Regions from separate parts of the Homo sapiens genome. Here regions 1 and 2 are each linked to region 3. Evidence: read pairs that join two places in POLR2A ChIA-PET (ENCODE). Cell type or tissue: IMR-90. All regions are shown on one strand. Region 1 overlaps SASH1 (SAM and SH3 domain containing 1). Region 2 overlaps SASH1 (SAM and SH3 domain containing 1). Region 3 overlaps SASH1 (SAM and SH3 domain containing 1).

Region 1 (2,500 bases), 110 kb before region 3:
CAGACACTAGACTAAAAGAGGACAGAGGCCAGGTGCGGTGGCTCACACCTGTAATCCCAGCACTTTGGGAGGCTGAGGCGGGTGGACCACCTGAGGTCAGGAGTTGAGTTTGAGACCAGCCTGGCCAACATGGTGAAACCCTGTCTCTACTAATAATACAAAAATTAGCTGGGCGTGGTGGTGGGTGCCTATAATCCCAGCTACTCGGGAGGCTAAGGCAGGAGAATCACTTGAACCTGGGAGACTGAGGTTGCAGTGAGCCAAGATCGTGCCATTGCACTCCAGCCTGGGTGACAAGAGCGAAACTCCATTTCAAAAAAAAAAAAGGATAGAATGTGCTGAAATCAGTTGTAAAACAATTTAAAGTAGCAAATACTTAACACATGGCTAATGAGATTTGTCTGGTTCCATAGTGAACCTTTGTTTAAATTAAAAGAATTATCTAAATAAAAAAAGAAGGATAATAATAGTATTAGTTGTAATACTGAAAAGTCTTTTAGAAAACATCTTATACATGACTTCCCTTATTAAGGACATCTTTCTGAAATATGCAGCCTCACAGTGACCTTTTGCAAACATGATCCGTTAACTGAGGACTGAATTTTGGGATGGACATGGTCAGGATTCCAAGTCAATACTGCAGCGCGACGATCCACACAGTAACGATACTAAACTGGTTAAAACCAAAAGCAGTCACTATGAATACAGACACACACGCGCACGCACGCACGCACACACATGATATTTGTGAATTTCAGATAGCTTTTTACTAGATTTGTAGTTAGCTTAAAAACCAAAAACCAACATGAAGTGTGTGGCTGATGAATACCTCTACAAAATAAGCCATGTTACAATGAGACGATTAGAAAAGCTCACTTTTGCTGGAAACATCCCAGAGAGGTTCGATGTCTGCCTAAGCTGAAGATGTGGAAGTATGGTTACAGGGTTGTGGACACTAGTTAGATAACTGCTTAAAAGCTTATATTAAGGCAAATAAAAGCTGATTGCTAGAAAGCAATTATGAAAATGTCTCTTGTTTATCTAAAGAAGAACAGGACTTTTTTTTTTTTTTTTTCCTGGTGCAGCCAGATGTTCTAACTTTTGAACAAATGAGCGTGGTCAGTAATGTACAATAACTCTTGAGTCTGTTACTTTGGCCTAGCTAAGCCCATCTGGCCCTCGGGCATCCTGCAAGATGACAGACAGAAGAGCAAGGGCACTATCAGAAATGGAACAGGCTGCCCCCTACTCCTCCCAGCCTCTACCAGTACACAGAGACAGACTGGAGATAGAGCATTCGCAGCCAGTTGGCATCTTGGTTCTTTTGTCTTCTGAAAATAAAAATAAGTGCTTGTCTTGTCTTTGGGGGTCAAAGAGAACCGCACTAATTTATTTCCTCGAGGGGGCTTTTCTGGAGGAGAGGATCCTCAGTCCTGTGCCAAGGTTTCACGCTGTTTGGCCACACGCCAGGCCTTTCTTCTGGATCTGGTCTGCACGTCCAGAGATGATGGAGGAATTGCATCAGCATCATATGCACAGTGAAAGGGTGGCTCTTGTCCAGAGAGGCCCATTCCGGGCCTGGCTACATGGCCTCAGGGCCTGGCGGCAGTTTGAAGAGTCTGGCTGCAGATAGGAGCTTTCTTATGTGTCTCTCCTCTGTGATGCCGGCCTCCTGAAGGCAAGTGTGAGACAGAGAAGGCACTTGGCTCAGTGTGCTGAAGCCCGCGGTGGAGAGGGTGCCGGCGTACATGGGCAGACCGATGGAAATGAGCCAATCTGACACAGACGAAATGCACCCAGGAGAGACGGGCTTTCGGCAGATTTCCGTGAGTCCACCACTTGGAATCTGGATAAATTAAGAAAGAATATGATAGAAACGCTCCATGTGTCATCGAGGACTACTTCGCGTATGTCTAAAAGGAACAGCACTGAAATACTGCATTGCTAGACTATTATCAGAAAGCGACAATGCAATGAGTGTCAGAGATCAAGACTAGCAGGAAAAATTCTTCTCTAAGATGAAACAAATCTTTAAGGAAGAGTTCCACAAGGTTCTCGAAGGTGTTGGAATGAGGTCAAATCCCATTTATGTGTCCGAGTCTTCAAACTATAAGCATTTACATATTCTGCTATTTTGTTTCACTGTGGATATGCTCTTGACAAAGAGCCCTAAGGTAGTCTGAAGGGACAAATCTGGGTGATCGTGTGAAATGTAGCATTCAGTGGGTAGGGTTTTTATAAAGGAGACTTTCCACTGTATTTTGAATCTATGTTAACAACCAGAAAATTACATGTTTAGTCAATACAAGTTATGAAGAATTTAAAATACAATAATATCAAGGGTTGGCTGGAACAGGGAAGTGGACATTTAACCTTGACTACTGGGTATATAAAGGGCCTGCACCTTTCAGAAAGGTGATTTGCTAACGAGTATGAAAATCTTTGGGATTTTATACAATTTTGATGAAGCAAACCATCTTCCAGGAATATCTACTCAGAA
Region 2 (2,500 bases), 73 kb before region 3:
AGCATTGCATCCAAATGTAAACAGAATTACCACGCAAAAAGATACCCTAATGAAACCCCGGAACTGAAAACAACCCAAGAAATTGGCCACAAAGCTGATTTCTCTCCCCATGTTTTTGTTTTCCATTCGAATCCCCATTCTCTCACAGTTACCCACTTAGCTTCGGTATTATTCTAAGGGATTTAAACCCACGAATAATACCAAACACAAATTAAAAGCAGCAATAAAAACGAAAAACCCTTATCTTTGCAAATAAGGGGAAATTCATTTCTTTACATGGCTTGATTTTATTTCTATATAACAAAAATGCCTCTACAAAAATAATTTTAAAACCTACATGTTAAAATTTTGAAATTCCTCACAATGTAGATATGACATTTTAACAAGTAAGGTGTTTTTTAAAAAGCATAGTCTTTCCAGTATTTTTATCCAATTCAATTATTTTCATTTTTCAAACAGAAAAAATCTTATCTTATTCTTTCATTTTACCTTTTTGGGGAGAATTTATAAGATGCTGCAAAGAGGCACATTACTAACAAGAGAGATGAATAAGGTTGAGATTTGAACTGTCATAATTATATGTCAAAGGCTAACTATCCATTTCAATAAATCCAAGCTGATGTCTTTTGACATTACTGTTTCACCTGGCTAACCCCAGCAATACAACTCTTAAAAGATTCTCTTAGAATCCTAGGTCCTTAAAGCCCCCATTTGAATTGAGACTTGAGACTCTCTACAGGAAGAACAAATCAACCCTGAGAAATTTAAAGGGATATTAGGTGCCTTGATTGTTAGGCATTTCTTCAAAATGTATGTACATGAAATTTGAACTAAATTCACTGAGCAAGAACCATAGTCCTTTCTGGGATTGGAGGCTCATGTGAAAAAGTTAGAAAGTTTATATAAAATGGTATAAGCTCATACATAAAGCTATACTACACCTCGAGAAAATTTCCATTTCCCATCTTTTAAATTGAAATGACTAAGCACCCCAAACGCCTGACACCAGGACCCTTCATTCCATCACATCATCGCATCTGAGCATCACTCTGCTGGCAGGCATAGTCCTGCCAGATTCAGCCAGAGCTCAATGCATTTTCCACTTGAAATCGTATCCCTTTTCTGCTGAGAAACTGACCCCAAATGATTTCTTTTGGAATAACCAGGGTGGAGTCTGCCTTTTTTTTTTTTTTTTTTTTTTTTTTTTACCTTCAGTGCTGGGTTTTTTCATTTCTTCCACCCTAATTAGTTTCTTTCTGACTCTGCGAGTGGAGTTTACCAGCTTGTGTAACCTCTTAAACTTCACCGACTCCTCAGTCTCATCATCCGATTGTTCTCTTGACTGGCAAAGAAACAAAGGAAAAAGTTAATCAGGTAATTGCTCCGAGCTTTGCCCGTGTGGCTGGATGTAGCCGGCCTTGCTGCCAGTCTGAACCTCGGCAGCTCTGTTGCTGAACTTGGGAACCAACAAAAATTTGCCCAAGAGGTTTACAAAGTGCCACATACCATCTTAAGATCTAAATCGGCGTAGAATTAGGTCCTAGGCACGGAAACACACATCCTTGCCCTCAAGGGCAAGTGGGGGCAAGTGGCCTGTGGGGGCATCTGTCTCAACTACTTCCTTGTCCTCTCTTAGGAGGACTCCAGCAGGACTCTCCCTCCGATGCTGGCCCTGTAATTCCAGTTTCACTGCTGTGGTTTGGGCCAGGCTCTCATCTGTCTGGCCCATCAGGGCTTGCTGTTTAACGTGGTCATCAACTACTTCTCCAAACCAAAATTCTGTTGGCTTTTTCCAGCCCTCCCCCGAAAATCAAAAACAGCAGGGCAGGAAAGGGAAAGAGATGCAAACAGCCTCTTCCATCCCATTGGCTAAGACTGTCTGCCACATTGCAGCCAGCCCTTCCGCCTCTCCCGGCTCCTTCTAAGGGCTCACAAGGCGAATGTGAGGACAGACCCTGCATTCCTCCAAGAGAGACAAGGGAAAAAGCTGACCTTTCAGCCATACAGTACAGTCCATATTCCCCAGCAGCCCATTGCACTTTGCAGGGAGTCAGCATGCTCAGGCCCAGCTGTTTTCCCTCAAGTATCAAACATTACAGAGAGAGGGAAAAATATCTCTCTCTGCAGCAGTGACCCAGGCTAAAAACAATCCTTCCCTTGTGAACAAAATGAGGGTTTCATTTCTAAGTCAGCTCCAACATCCAATATGCAGCTTCCTCTGTTGTATCTGTTCAAAATGTGAAACAGCATAAGAGATCTCTGACTAAACGAGTGTGCAACACGGGTGCGTGGGCATGCCTGGGAGCAGCCGCCTCGGCACACCCTGTGCAGTGGGTGAGCAATTCCAGCTCACGTCGCACGCCCTGACAACAACCTTCTCTCCATTTCCTCCAACCCAGTTCATGGAACAGTAGGAAGATAAATGCCTCAAATGAACACACAAAACAAAAACAAGCCTCATCTCTGAATACAAATCTAATGTAGAGACTTTTCTCCCAAA
Region 3 (2,500 bases):
AAATACAGCTGGCACGGTGGCTCATCCCTGTAATCCCAGCACTTTGGGAGGCTGAGGCGGGCAGATCATTTGAGGTCAGGAGTTCGAGAACAGTCTGCCCAACATGGTGAAACCCTGTCCCTACTAAAATACAAAAAATAGTAGCCGGGTATGGTGGCGGGTGCCTGTAATCTCAGCTACTCAAGAGGCTAAGGCAGGAGAATAGCTTGAACCCAAGAGGTGGAGGTTGCAGTGAGCCGAGATGACGCCACTGCACTCCAGCCTGGGCGACAGAGCGATACTCCCTCTCAAAAATAAATAAATAAATAAAAAAGAAAAGAAAAGAAAAAGAAAAACTTGAATAGAAACTATGTATTAGAAAAAGTTATTAAGTTTCCTGTATTTGGTCATTATACTATATTATTCTGTAACAGAATGTCATTGTCCTTAGGAAATATTTGCTTAAGCATTTAGGGGTGACAATCATGATGTCTACCATTTATTCTCAAACAGGCCAGCAGTAATAATAATTAATGGTGGTGTATGTGGGGGGCAGGGGGTGTGTGAGAGAGAGAGAGAGAAAGCTCAGGAGTGTGCAAATGTCAACAACTGGTGGCCCACGTGAAGATTACATGAACATTCACTGCACAATTCTCAATCCTTGAAACTTTACTGTAACTTTAAATTTATTTTAATATTTTTTTCTTTTGAGATGGGGTCTTGTTCTTTCACCCAAGCATGATCACAACTCACTGCAGCCTTAACTTCCTGGGCTCAGGGGACCCACCTGCCTCAGCCTCACGAGTAGCTGGGACTACAGGTGGGCACCACCACACCTGGCTAATTTTGGGGGGGCTGGGGGCGGGGGGCTGGTGCTGGATCAGACAGGGTCTTACTATGTTGCCCAGGCTGATCTCAAACTCCTTGCCTCAAGTGATCCTCCCACCTCAGCCTCCCAAAGTGCTGGAATTACAGGCCTGAGCCACTGCACCCAGCCATAAAAGTTTTCAAAAGAAAGTGTTTTTAAGTTAAAAGCAAAGGATAGCATAGTTTTCAAAAGCCATTAACAGAGAAATAAAGGACAAAATGTTTTTAAACTTTCAAATTGTTTAGAAACACATTAAGTTTGAACCACTTAAAATTACAGAGGCAAAATGACAATATTACAAATGGAGACAGTGGGCGTGTGTTTAAAATTTTTTGTTAACCTCAGAGGAGGCCATCAGTCTCTCTCAGCCACAAGAGCCATGCCACATTTTACTAAGTAAAGGATATAAACACGGAAAGAATGACTCTCCACAATTGAGGGGAAGAAGTACTACCCAGCCTAACTAAGGTTAGTACAAATTTGGTGAGTCACTTCCTCTTAGGAGGAAGAGCAAACATTTCTCGTTTCCTGAAGGATTCAGAGATTCTGAGGGAACACCTGAGCTCTCAGCCTGAATCATGGCACATAATAAACTAGGGCAGGAAAAGCTACAGCCCGTTCACTCGATGCTTCTACCCCACCACAATACCTCCAAGTTCAAAGTCAATGTCAACTTGAGCCTTTTTTGTCTATTTCAGCCTCCATATTACTAGGTTCCTGGGAGGAGGCAAGGCAAGCAAAACAAAAAAAGCTGATGGGGTGTGCACAGTTATCTTCTCAACCTGAGTGGGCAGTGGCCTTGGTTTGCTATGGTACATCACCCACAACGTTCCTCAGACCAGAACAAAACCCACAAAGCCTCTTAAGTTTAGAATTATAGCTTTCTGGCAAAGCAGCCCTCCTCCCAGAACCGCCTGTGCCAGCAGCACACACACGTGGATGGATTAGGCAAAGCTGTGCTCTAAAGCACACACACGCTCTCCCCAACGTGTGCTTTGCATTCCAGAAATACTTGATGCCTAAACCACTTCTGTGCCTCCCTTGGCATGAACGTACAAGTGGCTCCGTGCCAAAGGAAGCGTCTGTTTAGAGATGTGGACTTTCTTTAAAATTTTTTACCATGGAAGATCACAAATAGAACATTCTAGTACAATGATGATGCAATAAAGCAGAAAAAGAAAAGGTTTTAGAAAAAAGATTCTCTTGTTTTTGTCTTATTTATGTTGCCTAAAAGAAATACTGAAAATATAACAAGAAACATAAAATTAGCTTCCATGAGAGCAGAAATTACAGGGTCCAAGTTGGGTCAAGGAAGCAAAAATATTACCTTTAACAGGAAACGCTAGGGATCATTTGCCATTTTTTAACACACACATTCACTGTTGTTTTAAGGTCACCTACCAAAATGAGGTGCAGAAGACGGGTTTTTAATCATTGGTTTATTCTGGAATATAGTATATTTTATATTTGTATCTTGCTTCTTGATAACTTTTATCCTACATTAAAAATTAATGTAAAAGATGAAAATCCATCTTGGTTAATGCACCTATCCTTTCCCTTTCTATTTCCGGAGATTTATTTAGGGTTTATTCACAATAAGTGTAAAATCAGTAACTCTTCACAAAATCCTCAGACATCACCAACTGCATTACA

The links. ChIA-PET counts read pairs that join two places held together with the same protein. Peaks named below come from ENCODE experiments on the same cell type or tissue, not always from the same donor. Only the 100,000 strongest peaks of a DNase experiment are listed, where the experiment ranks them.
Region 1: POLR2A ChIA-PET joins it to region 3 with 13 read pairs; 4 of 35 experiments call an interaction of 5 or more read pairs at or near these places.
Region 2: POLR2A ChIA-PET joins it to region 3 with 26 read pairs; 2 of 35 experiments call an interaction of 5 or more read pairs at or near these places.

The regions. Positions count from the first base shown.
Region 1 is chr6:148,547,641-148,550,140 of GRCh38, reverse strand. It overlaps SASH1 (SAM and SH3 domain containing 1), which reads right to left. Exons shown (of 20, transcript NM_015278.5): 20 at 1-1,846. The coding sequence ends at 1,583. Among named protein-coding and RNA genes, the nearest start is that of UST, 200 kb to the left of the region's middle. In IMR-90, no CTCF peak of the experiment used is centred here; no DNase peak of the experiment used is centred here; H3K27ac peaks cover 439 bases.
Region 2 is chr6:148,513,166-148,515,665 of GRCh38, reverse strand. It overlaps SASH1 (SAM and SH3 domain containing 1), which reads right to left. Exons shown (of 20, transcript NM_015278.5): 9 at 1,210-1,342. Among named protein-coding and RNA genes, the nearest start is that of SASH1, 170 kb to the right of the region's middle. RefSeq lists enhancers at 1,174-1,971, 1,972-2,500. In IMR-90, no CTCF peak of the experiment used is centred here; DNase peaks (open chromatin) are centred at 1,035 and 1,945; H3K27ac peaks cover 1,488 bases.
Region 3 is chr6:148,440,581-148,443,080 of GRCh38, reverse strand. All of the region lies in intron 4 of SASH1 (SAM and SH3 domain containing 1), which reads right to left. Among named protein-coding and RNA genes, the nearest start is that of SASH1, 99 kb to the right of the region's middle. RefSeq lists an enhancer at 1,194-1,488. In IMR-90, no CTCF peak of the experiment used is centred here; DNase peaks (open chromatin) are centred at 1,300 and 1,850; H3K27ac peaks cover 1,153 bases.